Linked DNA regions of Homo sapiens: all the other regions are linked to region 3. A link is a loop called in an ENCODE intact Hi-C map of the cell type or tissue named here. Cell type or tissue: PC-3. All regions are shown on one strand.

Region 1 (8,000 bases), 120 kb before region 3:
CAACAGCCTCGGGCATTGCGAGGGGGATAGGCCAGACACTGTCCAGGTCTGCAGCCTGCCCGCCTGTGGAGGTGAGCCAGAGGGGATGGGGAGGCCAGGTCCAGTCCCTTGGGCCAAAGTCCCAAATACTAGAATTGCTTCTTCCTGCTCACAGGAAATCACCAGAACTCCACGGTGAGGGCCGATGTCTGGGAACTTGGGACGCCAGAGGGGCAGTGGGTGCCACAATCTGAACCCCTACATCCCATTAACAAGATATCATCAAGTAAGTACAGTCTATGGACCCTACCCTGCTCCCCAGACCTTTCAGTGGCCCTGGTGTTGCAGCATGGGCCACTCAGTGGAGCAAACCCAGCTTGTAGCTGTCTGTGTGACCTTCACCTCCCTGAGCCTCAGATACCTCAGTTATGAAGTGGGGAGGAGGCTCTACTGGTCCATGAGCCGTTACCTGCAATTCCAAAATGTTTATTTCTAAGTTTGGTGCAAACTTACCTGGCAGCAAAATCTGACCTGAACTAATGAGATCATTTATTCTTTTGATATAGAAATTTAGCCATATTTAGTTACAAGGTGATATCTCAGGCTCCATTGAGGATGTTCTATAATATAAACACAGAATATAATGTTTCTGATCCCAAAAGTTCTGAATTCTGAACTATATCTGGTTCCAATATTTTCAGACAAGCAATTGTAGATATGAGCTGCCTTCATAGGGCTGGTGAGATAATTGGATGAGAGAATGCATGCACTCCTGTCTGGCTGTCAGCTTCCAGTAACAATAGGCCTAGCAATTTCTCTCAGCCCCATGATTCAGTTCATCCTCCCATCTTTCCATTCATCCACCCACGGATAGATATTTACTGAGCAACTGCTACGTGCCAGGCTGTAGATTCTTCACTCCTTTCCTAGGTTCCATCTCTCTTTTCCTTCCTCACCCTCCCTAGGACCAGGGTCTGGCAAGATGAGTAGCAGAAAGATCAAAGACCCTAACTCCTAGTTAGAGGACCAGTTGGCTGCAAATTCGTTAACCTCTCTGAGCTTAGTGACCTCATCTGTAAGATAAGGTTCTGACTAGATGTCCTCAAAGGACCTTCTACCTCCAATCTTCTACTTCTCTGCTCCTAGGCTGAGGTTCTGACTGGGGGAGTGCCTGGGTTTCCTGCCGTCTTCCTTCCCAAAGCAAAGGACGATTCCGATTCTGGTTCCAGAAATCTGGCGCCATCTAGAGGCCACTGGCTTTCCATTTTTCTCTGATCTTTCTCTTGTTCCCCTAAGCCTGCCCCTCCACCTGTGTCTCTCTTTCCCTCTGTCCCTCCCACTCTTCCCACCTCCCTCTTTCTCTCTCTCTCTCTGGCAAAAATTAGTAGAAAGCAAAGCTCCTGCCTTCACATTCTGTCTGGAGAAGCCTACATGGAGTTATCACAGAAAGGTGTGATATTTTGGGCAAAGCAAACTAGTGTAATGAGCACTTATCTTTGCCAGGTGCTTTAAAGATGTTGTTTGCAATGTTATTATTCACTGGTAAGGGTCAACATCAGCCCCATTTTATAGGTGAAGCAACTGAGGCTTGGAGGGTTTAAGTGACTTGCCAAAGGCCTCACACTTTTAAGTGGTAGAGCCTGGATTTGAACTGAAATCTGCTTGATTCCAAATTAAGCAGTAGCAGTCTTAATGTCCCGATGTGTGCTGACTGTGGCAGGATGGTCAGTCTGCCTGTCCCAAGCATGAGTTGCCTGGGGTCTAGCCTGACCCTGGCTGGAGTGGGGCCAGACTCCTTGGGTTGATTGGGAGGGGCTAGGGTTCCCACTTCCATCCAGAGCAGCTGCAAGTTAGAAGCACCTGGTGGTAGGTCACACCCTAGATTGTCCAGTGTGTGGGTGAAGGAGACAGGCACCCCCAAGGATTCCAGTGTGCAGCAGGGCTGAGGGCGAATGGCGAAGGGCCAGGGTTCTCAGATGCGCCCACACGTGGAGTCCCCTGGAGGGCTTGTGAAAGCACAGCGCTGAGCCCCAGCCTGAGTTTCTGATGCAATAGGGCTGGGTGGTGCTGGAGGATGTGCATTGCCAGCAAGCTTCCAGGTGACGCTGCTGCTGCTGCGTGTGGGGACATCACTTTGAGATCTGCTGCTCTAGGGGATTTTACTTCCTCTTCCATGTAGTCAGGGCTGACTCTCCCGTCAGGTGGCTCTGTAGCCCCCACCCTGAGAAAAAGCTTTATAGTGGGTCCAGCAGGGGCAGGGGTGGAGGGCGGGCAGTCAGTGGGTAAGTGGGAGGGGGGGCCACCTGACTGACAGGCATCCCCACGTTGCTTCCATCCTTGTCCTTGTGCTGTGTGTGCAGCGGAGCCCTGCACGGGAGACAGGTCTGTCTTCTGCCAGATGGAAGTGCTCGATCGCTACTGCTCCATTCCCGGCTACCACCGGCTCTGCTGTGTGTCCTGCATCAAGAAGGCCTCGGGCCCCAACCCTGGCCCAGACCCTGGCCCAACCTCACTGCCCCCCTTCTCCACTCCTGGAAGCCCCTTACCAGGACCCCAGGACCCTGCAGATGCTGCAGAGCCTCCTGGAAAGCCAACGGGATCAGAGGACCATCAGCATGGCCGAGCCACACAGCTCCCAGGAGCTCTGGATACAAGCTCCCCAGGGACCCAGCATCCCTTTGCCCCTGAGACACCAATCCCTGGAGCATCCTGGAGCATCTCCCCTACCACCCCCGGGGGGCTGCCTTGGGGCTGGACTCAGACACCTACGCCAGTCCCTGAGGACAAAGGGCAACCTGGAGAAGACCTGAGACATCCCGGCACCAGCCTCCCTGCTGCCTCCCCGGTGACATGAGCTGTGCCCTGCCATCCCACTGGCACGTTTACACTCTGTGTACTGCCCCGTGACTCCCAGCTCAGAGGACACACATAGCAGGGCAGGCGCAAGCACAGACTTCATTTTAAATCATTCGCCTTCTTCTCGTTTGGGGCTGTGATGCTCTTTACCCCACAAAGCGGGGTGGGAGGAAGACAAAGATCAGGGAAAGCCCTAATCGGAGATACCTCAGCAAGCTGCCCCCGGCGGGACTGACCCTCTCAGGGCCCCTGTTGGTCTCCCCTGCCAAGACCAGGGTCAACTATTGCTCCCTCCTCACAGACCCTGGGCCTGGGCAGGTCTGAATCCCGGCTGGTCTGTAGCTAGAAGCTGTCAGGGCTGCCTGCCTTCCCGGAACTGTGAGGACCCCTGTGGAGGCCCTGCATATTTGGCCCCTCTCCCCAGAAAGGCAAAGCAGGGCCAGGGTAGGTGGGGGACTGTTCACAGCCAGGCCGAGAGGAGGGGGGCCTGGGAATGTGGCATGAGGCTTCCCAGCTGCAGGGCTGGAGGGGGTGGAACACAAGGTGATCGCAGGCCCAGCTCCTGGAAGCCAAGAGCTCCATGCAGTTCCACCAGCTGAGGCCAGGCAGCAGAGGCCAGTTTGTCTTTGCTGGCCAGAAGATGGTGCTCATGGCCATACTCTGGCCTTGCAGATGTCACTAGTGTTACTTCTAGTGACTCCAGATTACAGACTGGCCCCCCAATCTCACCCCAGCCCACCAGAGAAGGGGGCTCAGGACACCCTGGACCCCAAGTCCTCAGCATCCAGGGATTTCCAAACTGGCGCTCACTCCCTGACTCCACCAGGATGGCAACTTCAATTATCACTCTCAGCCTGGAAGGGGACTCTGTGGGACACAGAGGGAACACGATTTCTCAGGCTGTCCCTTCAATCATTGCCCTTCTCCGAAGATCGCTCCTGCTGGAGTCGGACATCTTCATCTTCTACCTGGCTCAAGCTGGGCCAGAGTGTGTGGTTCTCCCAGGGGTGGTTGGACCCCAGGACTGAGGACCAGAGTCCACTCATAGCCTGGCCCTGGAGATGACAAGGGCCACCCAGGCCAAGTGCCCCAGGGCAGGGTGCCAGCCCCTGGCCTGGTGCTGGAGTGGGGAAGACACACTCACCCACGGTGCTGTAAGGGCCTGAGCTGTGCTCAGCTGCCGGCCATGCTACCTCCAAGGGACAGGTAACAGTCTTAGATCCTCTGGCTCTCAGGAAGTGGCAGGGGGTCCCAGGACACCTCCGGGGTCTTGGAGGATGTCTCCTAAACTCCTGCCAGGTGATAGAGGTGCTTCTCACTTCTTCCTTCCCCAAGGCAAAGGGGCTGTTCTGAGCCAGCCTGGAGGAACATGAGTAGTGGGCCCCTGGCCTGCAACCCCTTTGGAGAGTGGAGGTCCTGGGGGGCTCCCCGCCCTCCCCCTGTTGCCCTCCCCTCCCTGGGATGCTGGGGCACACGCGGAGTCATTCCTGTGAGAACCAGCCTGGCCTGTGTTAAACTCTTGTGCCTTGGAAATCCAGATCTTTAAAATTTTATGTATTTATTAACATCGCCATTGGACCCCAAAAGGTTGTGTGTGTGTTTCTTTTTCTCTCTCTGATTTATGGGAAGGGGACAATGAAGCCAGAGCTCGAAGGTTGAGGGCTGGGCTGTAGCAAGAGAACTGGGGGTGGGGGCGCAGCTCACTGTGGCTGTCTCCTGTCCCTCCACCTTTCCACCCATGCCCTGCTGCGTCACTGCCAGGTGGGACACAGGGTTGCCACTGGTTTCTTGGCTACTGAATCTCCTGTTTCCCTGAGGCCCAAGTTCCAGGACAACACTTTATTTCAGGTTATTGTGAAATTCTCAACCTGTTTAAATGCAACTAGAGGCCAGTGGGGCAGAGTGGCTCATGCCTGTAATCCCAGCACTTTTGGAGGTGGGAGTTCCAGACCAGCCTGAGCAACATAGCAAGATCCCGTCTCAACAAAAAATAAAAAGAACATTAGCCAGGCGTGGTGTTGCACGCCTGTGGTCTCAGCTATTTAGGAGGTGGAAGTGAGAGGATCCCTTGAGCCCAGGAGTTTGAGGCCACACTGAGCTGTGATTGCGCCATGGCACTCCAGCCTGGGTGACAGAGCATGACCCTGTCTCAAAAACAAAAAAGAACAACAAGAGGGGCTCTCTAAAGGAATCTTAGCAACCACAGAACAAAGAGACTGTCACTGAAAGCAAAATGACTGCAACCACTTTTGCCTTCTAAGCAGTGGCAGAATTTGTGTCATGGAGTAAAAGAATCTACACTGCTGGGCACTTAGAAAAGGTGAAGCTGGCAAAAGGGCTTCTTGTCATTGTGCAGAGCTCACTCCTCCCCTTAAGGCCGAGGAGAAAATGGTTTGGAGACTCCTACCCCCGTGGGGGTGGGAACACAGAGAGGGCAGCCTCTCCATCTGTCTTTGGCTGGGGGCTTTTTAGGATGCAGGTTGTCTAATATGTCTAAGGTTCAATTAAATTTCTGTTGCCATCTCCCCAAACATCTGGAAATGTCCACTCTCCAAATTGAGGGCTTTTTATGGGTCAGGATTTTTGCTTGTTTTGGTGGAAACTGAGAAAATGAAAGGATTCACGGGTGAAGATAGAGGAACAGCACCAAGGGCCCTCTTTCCATCGCAGCCTCAGAAACATCCCTCACTTCCTGTAGGAGCCCAGTGGGAAAGGCCATATGGGAATGGTCTCACCTCTTCCTGCCCTAAACGGTTTCCTGTTTGGAGTCTGGTGGGTGCAGGTGCCAGGGTGCCAGATTGCCTGTCTCTTCCCTGGAGGGGATTCTCCAGGCCACTCTGACTTCAAGGCTTTATCCACACCTGCCCCATGCTTGGCAGAGCCCTGCCGCAGTGACAGCCAGGTGCCCAGAGTCTAGCCTATCAGCCCCGACTGGCTTCCAGAGCCTTTGCCCTGGTCTGCCAAGCTTCCTCAACCCATAGCCAGGGGCCAGCACACCTGTCATTTTGGAGGAAGCCCCCTGAAGTTCCAGCATCTCCTTGCCCTTGGGGTCAGTAGGGACAGTGCTGCACAGAGTCACCCTTAGCCTCCTGTTCAAAGAGCCTGGGAAGTCCTCACCATGGCTGTCTTCTGTGTCCAGATGGCCTCCTTGAGGTTCCAGCCTGTGACTTCATTTGGGCTAGTAAGGCCTGAAAGCTCCTGGTGGAGAAGGGATCGGGGGGATGGCAAGGGTTTAGGGACAGCAGGAGACTTACCTTCCCATTCCTCCAGAGGAGAAAAGGGGCAATTGGAGCCTCATCATGTTCCTGGGCAATAGACTGGCCTCTGGGCCCTTTTTTGATTTACCCTCCTGGTGAAACTCCAGGCCTTCCACCTGAAATGACACAGCAGGCAGGGGAAGAGGGGAAGGCACAGAGCCTGGGCCATCTGACCTGGAACTCTGTGGGCTCTTCCAAAGAGCCCCTGCTCCCTACCTGGCTTCAGGAGACTGAAGGCTTGGGGGAAGGTAGGGGTCTGGGGGGAGGAGGGAAAGAGCAAGAAGGGGTGGAAATGTAGCTGGGGCAGTCCCAGGGACCCAGCTGCCACAGATTAGAAATCTCTGGGGCCTACACCACAAATCTTCTCCTTTAAAAAATTATGCAAGAAATATATGCTCATTATTGAAAAATTTTACAACCTGAGGAAAAAAAATCTATAATTCTACTTAGCAATAACCACTGTTAATAATTTAGTTATCCATTCCAGATGTGTGCATGTGCAAGATTGTTTGTGTCTGTACACACACACATGCACGCTGGGTGAGTATTATTAATACTATACACATACACGTCATCTGGGATCTTCTCCCCCTCCTACTCCACCTACAGCAATACAATAAGAACACGTTTCCATCCTGAGCTACGTTGAACTACGTATTTTTTTTTTTTTGACAGAGTTTCGTTCTTGTTGCCCAGGCTGGAGTGCAATGGTGCGATCTCGGCTCACTGCAACCTCTGCCTCCCAGGTTCAAGTGATTCTCCTGCCTCAGCCTCCCGAGTAGCTGGGATTACAGGCATGCACCGCCACTCCTGGCTAATTTTGGATTTTTAGTAAAGATGGGGTTTCTCCATGTTGGTTAGGCTGGTCTTGAACTCCCAACCTCAGGTGATCTGCCTGCCTCAGCCTCCCAAAGTGCTGGGATTATAGGCATGAGCCACCGTGCCCAGCCACGTCTTCATTTTTAATGACTGCACAGTACCCCACGGTATGGCTAGATGACCATTTATTTAACCAAATCCCCCAGTACCATAAACTTCCTGTACAGCCTGTGGAACCATGAGCCAACTAAACCTCTTTTATTTATGAATTACCCAGTCTCAGGTAGTTCTTTGTAGCAATGTGAGAATGGACTAATACAGAAAATTGGTACCAGAGAAATGAGGCATTGCTATAAAGATAACTGAAAATGTGGAAGCGACTTTGGAAGTAGGTAACAGGAAGAGGCTGGAACAGATTGAAGGGATCAGAAGAAGACTGGAAGAGGTGAGAATGTTTGGAACTTCCTAGAGATTTGTTGAATGTTGTGAACAAAATGCTGATAGTGATATGGACAGTGAATTCCAGGCTGAGGAGGTCTCAGTTGGAGATGAGAAATTTATTGAGAACTGTAGTAAAAGTCACTCTTGCTATGCTTTAGCAAAGAGACAGGGAGTATTGTGCCCCTGCTCTAGAAATCTGTGGAACTTTGAATTTGAGAGAGATGATTTAGGGTATCTGGTGGAGGAAATTTCTAAGCAGCAGTGTTCCAGAGGTGTCCTAGCTACTTCTAACAGCATGTACTCATATGCGTTCACCAATACATGGTCTGAAATTGGAACTTACATTTAAAAGGAAAGCAGAGCATAGCAGTTTAAAACATTTGTAGCCTGACCATGTGGCAGAAAGACCCATTTTCTTGGGAAAAATTCAAGCCAGCTGTAGAAATTTGCATAAGTAGAGGAGCCAAATGTTAATAGCCAAGACAATGGTGAAGATGTGTCGAGGGAGTTTCAGAGGTCTTCATGGCAGCCCCTCCCATCACAGGCCTGGAGGCCTAGGAGGGAAAATGGTTTCATGGGCTAGGCCAAGGGCCCCACTGTCTTGCTCAGCCTCAGGACATGGCACCCTGAGTCCCAGTCGCTCCAGCT
Region 2 (8,000 bases), 260 kb before region 3:
TTTTTGGATGCAGCGTTCTATGTTCAAATCTGTGGTCTTTTGAAACAGTCATTACTGAGAGAATCATGTTGAAATCTTCTACGATGAAGGTAGATTGTTTAGCTTCTCTCTATACCTTTCGTTCTGTCAGTTTTTGCTTTACATATTTGGAAGCTGCTTTATTAAACAAGTTTAGTATAGTGTTGTCTTCCAGGATTGAACTCTTTATTATTATGTAGTGGCTCTTTTTATCTCAAACAATGCTTTTTGCCTAAATGTCTATTTGGTCTGGTATTAATAGAGCTATTCCAACTTTCCTTTTTTTACTATTATTTTTAATTGTGGTAAAATATATGTAACATGGAATCTACCAGGTTAATAATTTTTTTTTTTTTTTTTTGAGATGGAGTCTCACTCTGTTGTCTGGTTGGAGTGCAGTGGCACGATCTTGGCTCACGGCAACCTCTGCCTCTCGAGTTCAAGTGATTCTCCTGCCTCAGCCTCCCGAATAGCTGGGACTACAGGCACACGCAACCATGCCCAGCTAATTTTTTTGTATTTTTAGTAGAGACAGAGTTTTACCATGTTGGCCAGGATGGTCTCGATCTCTTGACCTCGTGATCCGCCTGTCTGGGTCTCCCAAAGTGCTGGGATTACAGGCGTGAGCCACCGCGCCTGGCCTATTTTAATAATTTTTAAGTGTACCAGCTTTCTTTTGATTCGTTCCACCATGGATGTATTCTACCTTACTTCCAAATTCCGTGTGCTCTTATATTTTAGATAGGCCTTTGTTAAACATAATTAGTTGGAGTTTGTTTTGTCATCCAGCCTGAGGGACTGTTTAACTATGTGTTAAGTCCATGTATATTTGTGATTACTGTTCTAATAGAGTTTGTTTCCACCATCATGTTTTATATTTGTTTATTGTCTTGCTTTTTTCTGTGTATCCTTCCTCCCTCCCTTCCTTCCTTCTTTTGGGTTGACTGAACTTTAGAAAAATTACATTCTTTACTCTCTACTCGTTTAGTTATTGCACCCTCTATTTCTGATTGTTTGGTGGTTACCCATAAAAAATGCTAACATGCATTCTAAACAGTCTAAAATTGTTTACTACTTCCCTCCTTCCCAAGGATACAAAGATCTTAGAATACTGCTAACTAAAATCACCTTTTGGCTGGGCGCAGTGGCTCACACCTGTAATCCCAGCACTTTGGGAGGCCGAGGCGGGTGGATCACCTGAGTTCAGGAGTTTGAGTCCAGCCTGGCCAACATGGTGCAACCCCGTCTCTACTGAAAATACAAAAATTAGCTGGGTGTGGTGATGTGCGTCTGTAGTCCCAGCTGCTCGGGAGGCTAAGCGGGGAGAATCGCTTGAACCCAGGAGGCAGAGGTTGCAGTGAGCCACGATTGCGCCACTGCACTCCAGCCTGGGTTATACAGTGAGACTCCATCTCAAAAAAATAATAATGATAATAAAATAAAAAAATCACCTTTTGTCATTCTGAAAGTTATTTTTGTCCAGTATTTTAGTTCCATCTCATTTTTCCTCTGTTAAATCATTTATTAGTACTATTGCTTGATATAATCAACATTTGTCTGTATTTATGCATGTTTACCAGTGTCTTTGCTCATTTATTCTTTGATCTAGCTTTCTTTGGAGATAACTTTTCTTTTCCTTGAAGCGCCCATTAGAAAAGTGCTTTCAGTGAGTCTCTCTGGTAGCACATGCTCTCAGTTTCTGTTTGTCTGAGCTGTCTATTTCATCCCTGTTCTTGAATTATCATTTGAGCTGGTTGACCCTTTGAAGTTATTGCTTGTTGACTCCCCTCGGTGCTTCTAAGTTATTATGTCACAGTTTCTGGCTTCCACTGTTGCTACTGTTTAATTGTTATTCTTCATAGAGAATTTGTCTTTTTTGTGGGGGAGGCTGTTTTTAAGATCTTTTCAGTTTTGGTTTTCTGAAATTTTACTATGAAGTACATATCTAGAGATGACTTCTTTAAATGTATTCTGTTTGGGATTTGTGGTGCTTCCTGAGTCTGAGGATTCACATCCTTTAACATTCTGGAAAAAATCTTGGCTGTTACAGTGTCATATATTCCATCTCCCTCATTTGCTCTACCTTTTGCCTTTTTTTTTTTTTTTTTTTCTGAGACAGGATCTTGCTCTGTTGTCCAGGCTGGAGTGCAGTGGCACAATCCTGGCTTACTGCAACCTCCATCTCCCAGGCTCAAGCTATCCTCCCACCTCAGCCTCCTGAGTAGCTGGGACTACAGGCACACGCCACTGGACCCAGCCTATTTTTGTGTTTTTGGTAGAGAAAGGGTTTCACCTTGTTGGCCAGGCTAGTCTCGAACTCCTGAGCTCAAGTGATTTGCCTGCTTCGACCTCTCAAAGTGCTGGGATTACAGGCATGAGCCACCATGCCCAGTCTACTTTTTGCCTTTTTGAATGCCATTGGTGATATAATAGTCCATTTCACTCTCTCTTCCATGTCTGTTACGCTTTTTTTCTTATTTCCCACTTTCTGTCTTTTTGTACTGAGTTGCCATTATTTTTCTCCTGTTCTTTTCAATTCATGAATTGTTGCTTCAGATGTGTCTAATGTACGATTACTTCATACTTTGGGTTTTAAGATTAGGTAATACACGTACCAAGATGCAAAAATCAAAGTGATGGAAAATATATACAGTGAATAATCCTTCTCTGGCTCTTTCCCCATTTGCTCCAGTCCAACTGACCTCCATAGGTGCCACTGTTGTTTTTTTTTTTCCTAATTTATTTGGTGGCCTCTCAGAGTTTTATCATGCAAATAAAAGCAAGTGCAGACATAAATAGTTTTTTATTCTCCTCCTTTCTCACACAAAAGAACCCTATTATACATCTTGCTGTGTACTTTGTCTTTATTTTTACTGAATACAGTTTGGAAATCTTACCTTGTAGCACATAATTTCCTCAATCTTTCATTTAAAAAAAATGTTGCATAGTATTTTGTTATATGGATGAACCGTAAGTTATTGGGCCAGCCTTTTAATGATGGCCATTTGGGTTATTTATAGTCTTTTGCTCTAATGAACAATGTTGCAGTAAATAACCTTGTACACGCCTCCTTTTGGACATGTGGAGGATATCTGTAGAATAAATTCCCAGGAATTGAATTGCTGGAACAGAACCTTACACATTTTTAATTTTGTAATAAATTTGCTATAAATAGCCCCCATAAGGACAGCACCAGTTTTCACTCTTACCAGCAAAGCATAAGTGGCCTCATTTCCCTCAGTCTTACCTATGACATTTTTTTGTTTAGTTAATTTTTGCTTTTAATGATTTATGTGTAAACTCTGTTTCATTCTTTTTCAAAATTTCATGACTATGTCTTCTAGTTATTGAAACAAATTTTAAACATGTCAACGTATTCATTTTGGGTTTTATATCTAGTTATGCCAACACATAAAATCTTTGGTGCAGCTCATTCTTTATCTTGTTATACAGCTGAATCTTCCTGGTTGGTGGATTGTTTCCTTGAGGGTTTTGCTTGCAATGTTAGATTGTGAGCTCATTCTTGGCTGCCCTTCACCTGTGGGAATCCTGCAAAGTTTAGGATTGAGAACATTCCTCCAAAGTGGGTTTGCATGTGCTTTTATGAGACACTTCCCGTTTTTACCGACTCAGACCTATTTATGCTTATTTTTTGGCTTGGCATGTTCTGACTCACGCAAGTGGCATATGGGAAGGTAGACCTGTGGTTCTGATGTTTAAGGAGAGACCGTCCTTCCACTCAGATTTAAGACTGAGAAAAATGAGTTTTTTTCTGGACTCCCTATCCCAGTAAATAGATCCTTTTAACAGCCTATCCTTTGATTGACATTATTAGCCCTTTGAGTATTTATTTAGTTTTTTACGTGGAGTGGTCTCAGCTTCAATTCCCCTACTCTGCAACCCTGCCCAGCCTTATTTCCTGTTGCTCGTGTGGTCACCGTAGCCTGAGGTTCTGGCTTCCCTGGCCAGGCCTGTGTCCTCAGGGTATCCCTGGCTGTTGGCCTGCTTTACCCTCTAGTTTTTGCTTCTTTATTATTTTTGGCTGCTTAGAATTTCCCTTACTTTTTTCCAATTTTGTTTATGCTTTTTGATATATGTATTTAATTCTGTCTTTCTAGGTAACAGAAGTGGGTTTTCTCATAGAAAGCTTTTAAGGATAGCTACTCTGTAATATTTGTTCTTTATTCTTTCAGTCAGTGAATATTTATTGATTGCCTACTATGTGCTAGATTATTCTGTTCTTTCTGTTTTACTTTAAAAGACTCAAAGGACTCTGGTAGGTATAGCAACCACTAGTTAATTCAGATGAAGGAGTTTTTTTGTTTGTTTGTTTTGTTTGCTTGTTTTTTCCTGTTTTAACATAGAGATCTTTTTCATTGTTGTTGTAGAGAGGGAGTCTCATTATATCACCCAGGCTGGTCTCAAACTCCTGGGCTCAAGGGATCCTCCCATCTCAGTCTCCTGAGTAGCTGGGATTATAGGCATGAGCCACCATGCCCAGCTCCTAGCACAGAGATCTAAGCCCATGGTGGTGAGGGCTATGAACAAGCCTATGGTGGTTACAAATTCATACCGACAACATTTTCATATGAGATTGACCCAATTTAGGGAGCACAAAGAGAGCATTTCTAACACCTTTGATTTGAGGTCTACCCCGCCACATCAACTCTATCAGCTAACCAAACAAGAACCTAGAATGCGAATGTGCATGTTGTGGAAATGAGTAGTAGAAGTAGAATCTCCCGCTGTAATGACTGAATGTTTATGTTTCTCCCAAAATTCATTTGTTCAAATCCCAACCACCAATGTGATGGTACTAGGAGGTGGAGCCTTTGGGAAGTAATAGGCTATGAGGGTGGTAATCAGGTCATAATCCCTTATGAATGGTGTCAGTGCCCTTATTAGAGAGGCTCCAGAGGACTGGAATGAAATGAGGAGACAGCCGTCTGCAGCTCAGAGGAGGGCCCTTGCCAGAGCCCAGCAAGCTGGCACCCTAATCTCAGACTTCTGGCCTCCAGAACTGGGAGACATCAATTTCTGTTCTTTGAAGTCACCCAGTCTGTGGTACTTCTGTTATAGCAGACTGAACAGATGAAGAGACCTGCATTTGTTTTGTTTTAAATCAATGGTAACACTGAGGATTGCTATAAGGATTACCGTAGGAATCTCCCCAAATGAACCTATACTTAGAGGAACTGGAAAGACATCAGGGTCCCCTTCTCTCCTGTCCTTTCTGTATCTCCTGTTCAGATTTTGTAGGCTTTTACCTCCCTTTCTTTCTCTTCTTCATTCTTCCCTTTTACCAGATTGACTTCTTGCCCCTCATTTGCTTCAGGAGACCCATGGTAGCTGTTTAGAAATGGCAGCCCCAGTCGTCTCATTTGGCTCCATGACCCCCACTCTTGATTTTGTCTGACACAGACTTTACAGTTTACAAAGAATTTTGTGTGTGTTATTTCATCTGCACCTAACAATGTTGTGACATATGCAAAATATTGTTATCCCTATTTTTTTTTTAATTAAAAAAACTGAGACCCAGCAAGAAGTACTTGCCCAATGTTATACAACCAACAAGTGGCAGAGCAGGGAGCAGACCTAGGTTTTCTGGCTTGAGGCCAGTGCTCTCGCAGGAGCGCAGCTCATACAGCTGTCTAGCAAATCCACGTTCAAGTGAAATTCCAATGTCTGGAAAAACTGGATTTCTAACTCATCCCTGAGCTCCCAGTTTTCTGATATTTCTATTAAAGAACAGTGGGTCTGTTACTTCTCTGTGAGAGCAATGCCCTTAGATTATACAGTTTAAAAATTTGGTGTGGGTTTTGTGAATGTTTTGACAGTCTGCCTACCATTTGGTCTGGCCAGCCAGCCATGCTGAGCCATGGCTGGGGTTTTTTGATGGATTGCTAGTGGCCAAGGGCTTGTGAAAACATAAATGTCTCACTGAGCGCAAACCTGAATGGAAAAAAAGAAAAGAAGTTCTGAGTAAGAGTCTGACTAATGACTTCTTGGAAGAAACTGAACAGTGTCTGAGACTTTTTCATCTGCCTTTAGCTAGCAAAGTTTCTTCCGAAAGCCCCACAGCCCCACGCATTTGACTAGCACTGGTGGATGTGTACATTCATCCACCATGCCACGCATTGATGGAGTCTTTAATGAACACATACTATGCACCAGGTGCTAGTAATCATAGAGAGGGCTACAAAGACACATAAAATAGAGTTCCATCCTTAAAGGAGCCTACCATCCAAATATACATTTTGGCATCATAACTGAACTTATAGTTCTGGGAGCCAGAGTGCCTGGTCAAAATTCTGGCTCTACTGCTTTCTACTAACAACAATTAACCTTGTATCCGAGTATTTATCTCTTTAAGCTGCAGTGTCTTCATCTGTAAAATAAGACCAACAAAGGTACCCATCCATCTATGCCTCTAACTCAGAGCACTGCTTTGAAGATGAAATGAGGTAATAATGTGTTTAAAGAGCTTGACGCAGAGTAAAAGATCAAAATAAAACTGAAGTCATTGGCATAAAACCTTAAAGGTGGTTTGAGATGTGTGGCTTAGCAATGAAGAGCTACCGTGGTTCGGAGGGGAGCAGTGGGTTTGGGTCTCTATGTTACCAGAACAAGATGCATGCGAAGGACTGGCAGGTAGCAAAGACTGTGCAGAGGTTTTCAGGGAGGAGAACAACAGGGGCAAAAGCATGGAGACAAAAAAGAGCGACTCACATGAAGGAAACAGCATGTGTTTCTGGGTTGGACTAGGATGTAGGGATAAATGAGTGGGTATTAATCATTATAACTGTAAGCATCCCATGTTTAACATGCACTCTCTGCCAGACACCTTGTGAATTTATAATTATCATGTAAATTAATCCTCCCAACAACCCATGAAATCGCCTCATAAAATCTTGAAACTTGCCAGCTAAATATCCTTCTAGGACAAAGTCTCACACAGAGGCAAAATGGCTGGGACTAGACTCTAAACTGAGCAAGACAGGGAGCCATGTACAGATAAGGTCCAGACAAAACTGGAGGAAGGCGACAGAGGAAGTCATTCCCAGAATCTTCAACCCATTTTAAAGACATTTTTCAGTACAACAGAAGAGGGAGCCCTAGAGTCACGAATCTAGGCCAAGAAATCTTTTCCCATTCTCCCCATTGAGGACTGCCCGAAAAACTATCTCACTTAAACATACGTAATGCAAAAGGATTGCAGAGGAGAAATCCAGTCCCATTCAGTTTTTGTTTTGTTTTGTTTTGTTTTGTTTTTAAAGAAAAAAGTTGATTAGCATAGTAACAGATCATCAGGCAATGATCTCTGGAAAGACATGCCCTACAAAATACATAAAATTTTTCATTTGATATTTTTAAATGAAGTAGAAGAGTTTTTAAAATGACAGAATTTAGGAAACTAAAGCATAAGTCAGGATTATAAAAATTAAGAGATGAGATAATTGGATACAAGGAAAATTTGAAAAGAGCTCACACAGAATTTAGTTAGGAAAAAACCATTTTTCTTTTCTAAAAAAAACCTCTAACCATTTTAGAAATAAAAAGAAGCTAGAATGAATAAATAACATAAATAATGTCATAAGAGAAATAGAAGATGAAACAGAGGAAATTAAAAAAATCAAAAGTGGAGACTGGTTTAAAAAAAGATATAAAGGTGATAGATATGGAAGATAGAGAAGATCCAACCCATGTATAAAAGAGACCTTAAAGAAGAAAACTGAAGTAATGAAACAGAATAAATACATACTGTAGTGAAATATGTTAACATACCTCTCTTTTTAACTGATAAAACAGGTGGACAATAAAATCAGTAAAGATACAAAAAAATTGAACAATGCAATGATAAGCTTGACCCAACTGACATATATAGGACACTGTACCCATACACCAAAGTGTTGATGAAAAGGCTAAACTTTGTAAAATATTTAAAGAGGCTTATTCAGAGCCAATATGAGTGACCATGGCCC
Region 3 (8,000 bases):
AATTCCTAAAGGACATTCGAGAATCTGTCACTCAAATCATGAAGAATCCTAAAGCGAAGACCACAGGAATGGTAGGGACACTTGGAGTTTTTTTTCTTCTCTTGGAAATTTAGGTGTTGGTGGAGAGTTTGAAGGAATCATATGACCCGGAGTCTGTTCCTGCCTCTGCCCCTTTGCCACAGACATCTTTTATTTGTTGACTGGAGCTGATGATCTCTGCATCACCCACCCCTTAGGGTTGCTGAAGTCTCAAATGAGATACACTATAAAGTACCTTGTAAGTTAGAGACTTCTGTATAAAAGCAGCTGGTGGTAGTGTCCATTTGAAAAGAAAATTTTGTCACAGGAAAGATAGTAAACATGTTTTTTCTGGAATTTTCTTAGGCTAGTCCCTTTATGCAGAAAGGCAGACTGGAAAGTCCCTGTGAAAAATTGACTATGCCAGCTGTTTTTCTGATAGAATGATGGGATGCCTTAGGTGGAAATGGGGTAGGGCAGTGCACATGCGAAGCTAGGACTCGGGGAGAAGGGGCTCATTGCTGCAGTTTTATTCTTGCTTTTGGACCTGGCCTCACTAATAATGTCTCTTTCTTTGGATTTGTAGGGTGCCATCTATGGCATGGCCCAGACAACTGTTGACAGGAATATGGTTGCAGAATTGTCCTCAGTCTTCTTGGACAGCTTGTACAGCACCGACACTGTCACCCAGGGCAGCCAGATGAATGGTTCTCCAAAACCCCACTGAACTTGGACCCTTTCTAGTCTCAAGGGGATTCCAGCCTTCAGAAGGTTCTTGGGATATGGAACAGGCCGTGCACAACTTTGACATCTGGTCTTGCTCCATAGAGCACAACTCAAGATAGACCATGAGACAGCTTGAGCCTCAGGATTCTTGTTCTTCCTCTTATCTTCCTTTTGTGGTTTTTAATTTGAAGACCCCAGAGAATTCCATTACATAATGATTTTGCCCTTGTTATAAATGTTACCCTAGGAATTGTTTTAACCATTTCCTTTTCTAAACTCTCTAGCTTTCAACTTTACTTAAACATTGTGTGGTAGCTCTGACCTGTCCTGATTCTTTAGAGAAGCTGGGGTACAGTTTATGAGATAGCTAGAGCTTCTTTGTTATCTCAGGCAGGAGGCGTTTACATAACAGATGTTTCCTCAGCTGGGTGTGAGGTATACTCTAAGCAGGAGGCTTTTTCAGCCTTCTCTCTCTTTTTTTTTTTTTTTTTTTTTTTTGAGATGGAATTTTGCTCTTTTGCCCAGTCTGGAGTGCAGTGGCATGATCTCAGCTCACTGCAACCTCCACCCACTGGGTTCAAGCGATTCTTCTGCCTCAGCCTCCCGAGTAGCTGGGATTACCGGCACCCACCACCACGCCTGGCTAATTTTTCAATTTTCTTTTTCAGTAGAGACGGGTTCACCGTGTTGGCCAGGCTGGTCTTGAACTCCTGACCTCAGGTGATACCCGCCCCCCCGCCTCAGCCTCCCAAAGTGCTGGGATTACAGGCGTGAGCCACCGTGCCTGGCCCTGTCTCTCTTAAGAGTAGGTTCATTGTCTGTCTTAGAGTCACTTCTATTGCAACTCATTTTCTTTTTCCAGGGCACAGATCGACCAAGCTGCCGTTCCCTATTCTGCAGGACAGGACTATTCTAGCATACCTGCTTCGTCCACCCAGGCAGGGTTTGGGGTGGTCTCTTCTGTGCCTGCAGTCCCCATTTGACACTTGGTTGCCACCATCTTTGGAGATTATTGTTTGGAATGATGCTTCCATTGGCTTTTTCTTGTTACCATGGACTAGGAAGAAAACATGGTTTCCAAATAATCTGGGAGCTTTTGGCCATGGTGCCGCCTTCCTGAATTGGCAGTGGTCAGAGCACACCTGAACCCTATCCTGGGCTGGTGATGAGCAGAAATCAGACCTTTTTCTATGCTTTTTTGAATATCAGAGTAGGATGAACACCCAGATTCAAATATGTCACCAAAGTTGGTGGTGGTCCTTCCCTGCACCCTTGCGTTAAGCCATTATGTAATGAAAATGTGTTTGCTTGAAGGAACAGCTCAAAGCACCTTCACAAGTTGCCTTGACTTACCCTAGGTGGGTGTGAAAGAGCACCCGTAGCAAGGAAAATTTTCTCTATTAGTGTGTTCTTCTGCCTCTTCCCCCTTGATTCAGCTTTCAGAGGTACTATGGCAGTTTTGCCTCAGGTGCTGAACATTTCTCAGCCCTGGCTAAAAGGGAGCAGCACAGGGAGAGAAACAGGATAGGAAAGCAGAATGGCGAGCAGCCTATGGCCCAGGGCCTGTAATCCCTTCCCAAGACTAGCTGCTCAGGGTGGTGCAGGGACAGGACCAGACCCTGCGCCTATTTCCTGCCTTCTTTCCCCTATAGGGAACTCTGTAGGCTGAGCCACTGTCCTGCTCTTATGACATTATATCTTGTGCCTTTCTCCTCAGCAGTGAGCAGTGAGCTACTCCTGGCCCAGGCCCTAGGGGAAATGGATCAGTCTTTGAGGTTTCTATTTGGGGAGGGGAGTACTTAAGATGAGTCAAAAGACACTTTCCTCTGTTCCATTCCCCATCTCAGGGACTCCTGAATATTCAGCCTCTCCAGGCTGGTGTCTTCTAGTTTCCCCCACTGGGAATGCTGGCTGGGAGAGCCATGACTACCAGACTTTTCCTCAGGCTCCTTGGCATGTTAGTCTGAATTGTTCTTGAGCACTGTACTACTGACCCAACAACTGTGACTAGCTGGCCACGCCATTCAGGGCTGGTGTGGCATTTATGTGTGTGTGTGTGTGTGTGTGTGTTTTTCCTGTTTGCCCAGCAGTGCATTGTGGGTTCCAAGAGTGGGTAGTGTGTGTATGTGTGTGTGTCAGAGGGAGACCTGGCAGGCACCTCTTTGAGAGTAGCTGTGGTCAGAGCTGTTTGGTCAGTGCATTATGTTGAATGAGGTCCAGGAACCCAGAGCCACCCAGCAGACACCACTGTGGCTTGCCAGCTGCCAAGATGGAGAAGCATGTGCCCCTGTAGAGCGTCTCCCCAGAACCAGACCCCGAGCCACTCGCTTCCTCTGTGCTGTGACAACATTGGTGCCAGGGGAGATGGTGTTTTTCAAAGGGACCTACTGTAGCCACTTTAATTTACAATTAAGAGCCTTAGTTTGACTTAACACTTTTGTAGGCTTTTCATTGTGTATTTTTGTGTATGTGTGCATATAGCAGCTACTCTGTAGCAGAGGTGGGTAGAGACACTTAATAGTATCATGTCGCATGCAGATGTCACATCGGCCTCTGCAAAAACTGTACTGTCTTGTTTCTGCATTAGACTTAAGTAGTCATGTGAATATACTGCTATGTCACTTTTAATATTACGAGTTTTATACTTGGAAAATGGTACTTGCTTCTTTTAAATCTCTGTCTTCTCTAACCTCCCCCTTCCCATTTCAATGCTCCCTTCCTAATTTCAGCAATAATCTCAAAAAGCAATTAAATAGTTAAATGACCCTAATTGTAATTACTGTGGATGGTTGCATTCATTTGATTACTTGGGCACACACGAGATGACAAATGGGGCAGTGGCCATGCTTGAATGGGCTCCTGGTGAGAGATTGCCCCCTGGTGGTGAAACAATCGTGTGTGCCCACTGATACCAAGACCAATGAAAGAGACACAGTTAAGCAGCAATCCATCTCATTTCCAGGCACTTCAATAGGTCGCTGATTGGTCCTTGCACCAGCAGTGGTAGTCGTACCTATTTCAGAGAGGTCTGAAATTCAGGTTCTTAGTTTGCCAGGGACAGGCCCTATCTTATATTTTTTTCCATCTTCATCATCCACTTCTGCTTACAGTTTGCTGCTTACAATAACTTAATGATGGATTGAGTTATCTGGGTGGTCTCTAGCCATCTGGGCAGTGTGGTTCTGTCTAACCAAAGGGCATTGGCCTCAAACCCTGCATTTGGTTTAGGGGCTAACAGAGCTCCTCAGATAATCTTCACACACATGTAACTGCTGGAGATCTTATTCTATTATGAATAAGAAACGAGAAGTTTTTCCAAAGTGTTAGTCAGGATCTGAAGGCTGTCATTCAGATAACCCAGCTTTTCCTTTTGGCTTTTAGCCCATTCAGACTTTGCCAGAGTCAAGCCAAGGATTGCTTTTTTGCTACAGTTTTCTGCCAAATGGCCTAGTTCCTGAGTACCTGGAAACCAGAGAGAAAGAGGATCCAGGATGTACTTGGATGAGGAGGCCTGGCTTATCTAGGAAGTCGTGTCTGGGGTGCTTATTGCTGCTCCATACAGCTGTACGTCAGCCCCTTGGCCTTCTCTGTAGGTTCTTGGCAGCAATGAGCAGCTTTCACTCAGTGACACAAGTAATTACTGAGTCCTAATTTGATAGCCACCAACTGTACCTGGGTAGGCAAAGTCAGATTTTTGAGAACCTTTTTCCTGATTTGAAGTTTTAATTACCTTATTTTCTTTTATGCTTTCCTCTGTCTTGTAATCTTTTCTCTTCTTAATATCCTTCCCTATAATTTCAATTATTTGGATTAATTTTAGAATAAACCTATTTATTTCTAAAAAAAAAAAGAAAAGAAAGTGTTACCTGTGTCTTTGTCTCACATGAATGTGCTTCATACAACTGTAGTGCTGCCAAGGTTGGCTTTATTTTTTGGAGACAAGGTTTCACTGTCACCCAGGCTAGAGGGCAATGGCATGATCATCACTCACTGTAGCCTTGACTTCCTGGGCTCAAGTGATCCTCCCACCTCAGCCTCCCGAGTAGCTGGGACCACAGGTGTGTGCCACCATGCCTGGCTAATTTTTCTGTATATTCTGTAGAGACAGAGTTTCTCTACATTGCCCAGCCTAGTCTCTAACTCCTGAGCTCAAATGATCCTCCCGCCTTGGCCTCCCAAAGTGTTGGAAATACAGGCATGAGCTGTCCCTGCATCGGGTGAACATTTTTCAACCCTTGACCCATGAAAATAAGCAGAGGCAGGAATGTAACATAACAGCATAGTCCATACCTCCGCATCTGGCGTCTTCTGTCCTTCAGTCCTCCAGTCATCAGATCAAAGCACACTTGGAAAATTTTAAGTCAGAAGTGGAGCAGATGGGAGACCACTGTCTGAATCTCGTTTGCCATCAATATAGGTATTGATAATCCTTTACTAGCATATATGCTAGGAACGGGGTCCTGCTAATCCCTCTTGTGAACAATACGCTTATTTCTCAACCTCCAGCCTCTGCCCCTTTCCTGGCCTTTGCTGGGGGACCAACTCATTCAGACTGAGTTGTGACATGGCTAGATTCCTGTTCCAAGTGACCCCGGCATTTACAAGTCAGCTTAGTACTTGAGTTAGGAGACACAGGTGAGAACTATTAGGAAGAAGGCTTCCCAGTCTCTGCATAGTGACATATGTGAGGTAAAATTTGTGTGGCATTCTCGTGGGGGTAGAGATGAGGCTGCTCTTAGTGCCCCCTTCTTCATGACAGCGTGGGAATATTCTGTCCTAGAGAGTTCCTGGCTGGGGAACTGACTGTGCAAACCATCTCTTAACTGCTCCAGTAATAAATAGCCTGCCAGGTCCTAAGCTGCCTGTGTCTTCTCTCTTGTGGAGTAAACCAGGCAAGCCCTAAGAACTTTGCTAAGATTTTAAGAAACTGAAGAGACCATCAGGATTTGGGATCTGCCATATCTGATATGATAGGCCTGTGTATTATGATTCTCCAGAGAAACAGAACCAATACACACAAAGAGATTTCTTATAAGGAATTGGCTCATGTGATTATGGAGGCTGACAAGTCCCAAGATCTGTAGTTGGCAAGCTGGAGAACCAGGAAAGCAGATGGTATTGTTGCACACCGGAGGCTTGTAGCCTTGAGACCTAAGGAGAGTGGATGTTTCAGTTTAAGTCCGAAAGCAGGAAAAGACCAATGTCCCACCTCAAGGCAGTCAGGCAGGAGGACTTCCCTTTTATTTGGAAGAGGGTCAGCCCTTTTTAGCCCTTTTTTTCTGTACAGGCCTTCACCTGGTTGAATGAGGCCACCCATGTTAGGGAAGACAGTCGGCTTTACTCAGTCTACTGATTCAAATGTTATCCTCATTCAGAAACACCCTCACAGACACACCCGGAATGTTTGACCAAATGCCTGGGCACCCCATGGCCCAATCAAGTTGACACCTAACATTAGCCATCACAGCCAGGAAGAAAATATAGGTTGAGTATCCCTTATCTGAAAGGTGTGAGACCAGAAGTGTTTCAGATTTTGGATTTTGGAATATTTGCATTATACTGACAAGTTGAGCATCTCTAATCTGAAAATCAGAAATCTAAAATGATCCAATGAGTATTTCCTTTGGGCATCATGTTGGCATTCAAAAAGTTTCAGATTTTGGATTTCCAATTTTCAAATTAGGGATGTTCAACCTGTAATATGGCCCCAGACTGCCTTTCTAGACATAGGTTCCACAATGCATATAATACCTGTGCCCTTCACACCCTTATCTGTGTTCATGGTGTTCTCTCAGCCATCTCTGCCTCCCAAGAATCCTACCCAGGTCTTCAAGGCATAACTCAAAGCCTCCAGATTTGCCCTTTTCACCATTAATCACTTGCGTTCCCTTTAGCTCATTTCTTATCCTGCCACCTAGCATTAATTCACTCTAGTAATAGTTAATTAGTACTAGTTAATTGGTAATTGGTAATAGTTAATTGTGTTCCTGTTTGATGATAATCAAATGGTATCCCCTAGATGATAATGAATCTGAAGGCAAGGTGGTCTGGTCCCTGTCATTTTCCAGTACCTTGAACAGAGGAAGTGCCTAGCACAGAGGAAGTGCTTTCATTTAAATGCCTATTGACTCCAATTTGGATTGACCTGTGGAAAAGAAGTTTCTAGAGCCTGAGACCAAGTGATATAATAGTTTTATTTGAGACATAAAAACACATGTGTTTCTATTACATAGTGTGGGGTTTAGGGTCCTGGTTTCTAAGACAAGACTTTATTTCACCCTGTATCACAGCTTCCTGGGAAATGAATTAGGGAGCAAGAGACGGCCTGGCAAGAAAATCATTATTGTTGCTGGGAAGTTGCAAAGAAAGGGGAGAGTTTATTCAAATTAGTGTAACAGAGCCCCCAGGATGAAGAGAGTGGTGCAGGGAAAAGGTCTAAATTCCTGGTGTTGGTGGGGACACTGGCACATCCCACAGCAAGGACTCAGCCCTCAACGGCGGCGGCTGGGTCTTGGGAGGGGAGTGGTGGGAGGGTAAGGGCTCCTCAGCTCCCTCCCTGGACTCCCAGTTCAGTCACCCCTTCCCCCGGAAGAATTCAAAGAGGAAGGGCAGGGTCTATGTCATGGACACTGCTACTTGTTCGATGAAGCTGGCCAGGTTTATGTCCCGTTCTGAAAGGCCGGCACACTCATGGGTGCTCAGCGTGATGTGGACCTGAAATGAAACCAGAAATTCTGCTTCCACTGACTTCACTTAAGAACAGGAGGGAGTCACTAGCTGCTGGGCTCAGCCCTGCTAGGAGCTCCAGAATAGCAGCTGGCCAGTACGATCTCTCCTGGGGACTCCTTCCTGACATGTCTGTAACAACATCTTCTACATCTCCCCTTTGCTGTCTCTCAAAAATAATCATGACTTCAGCTATAGAATAAAAGCTTAATATCTGAATGTCAAGAGCAACCTAAAAGCTAAAGACAAAACCAAAAACCAATGCCAACTCCTAAACACTATCCATTCATAGACGACCTCTTCCACCCTTACTGTTTTTATAAACAGAGACCAGCAGAGCTTTTGGCACATGGTAGACATTTAATGACTGTTTCTATTCATTAAGCAAATAATTTGATAGGTTGGCTATGTGTCTGTATTTTTTTTTTTTTTTTTTTTTGAGACGGAGTCTTGCTCTGTCTCCCAGGCTGGAGTGCAGTGGCTCAATCTCTGCTCACTGCAAGCTCCGCCTCCCGGGTTCCCACCATTCT

Evidence for each region. Peaks named below come from ENCODE experiments on the same cell type or tissue, not always from the same donor. Only the 100,000 strongest peaks of a DNase experiment are listed, where the experiment ranks them.
Region 1: it touches region 3 in a loop (23-fold over the local background); 35 of 110 quality-filtered maps call a loop at or near these places.
Region 2: it touches region 3 in a loop (10-fold over the local background); 6 of 110 quality-filtered maps call a loop at or near these places.

Annotation. Positions count from the first base shown.
Region 1 is chr10:70,758,021-70,766,020 of GRCh38, forward strand. ADAMTS14 (ADAM metallopeptidase with thrombospondin type 1 motif 14) reads left to right here. Exons shown (of 22, transcript NM_080722.4): 20 at 1-71; 21 at 155-265; 22 at 2,340-4,421. The coding sequence ends at 2,833. Among named protein-coding and RNA genes, the nearest start is that of TBATA, 23 kb to the right of the region's middle. RefSeq lists an enhancer at 3,766-4,535. In PC-3, CTCF peaks have their summits at 1,227 (motif pointing left), 1,428 and 3,481 (motif pointing right); DNase peaks (open chromatin) are centred at 1,211 and 3,461.
Region 2 is chr10:70,612,351-70,620,350 of GRCh38, forward strand. No RefSeq gene overlaps it. Among named protein-coding and RNA genes, the nearest start is that of PRF1, 14 kb to the left of the region's middle. In PC-3, CTCF peaks have their summits at 7,131 and 7,337; DNase peaks (open chromatin) are centred at 3,621 and 7,151; H3K4me3 peaks cover 980 bases; H3K27ac peaks cover 2,239 bases.
Region 3 is chr10:70,876,591-70,884,590 of GRCh38, forward strand. SGPL1 (sphingosine-1-phosphate lyase 1) reads left to right here. Exons shown (of 15, transcript NM_003901.4): 14 at 1-71; 15 at 605-4,594. The coding sequence ends at 745. PCBD1 (pterin-4 alpha-carbinolamine dehydratase 1) reads right to left here. Exons shown (of 4, transcript NM_000281.4): 4 at 6,920-7,458. The coding sequence ends at 7,360. Among named protein-coding and RNA genes, the nearest start is that of PCBD1, 8.0 kb to the right of the region's middle. In PC-3, CTCF peaks have their summits at 3,618 (motif pointing left) and 3,825; DNase peaks (open chromatin) are centred at 2,831 and 3,621; H3K27ac peaks cover 1,255 bases.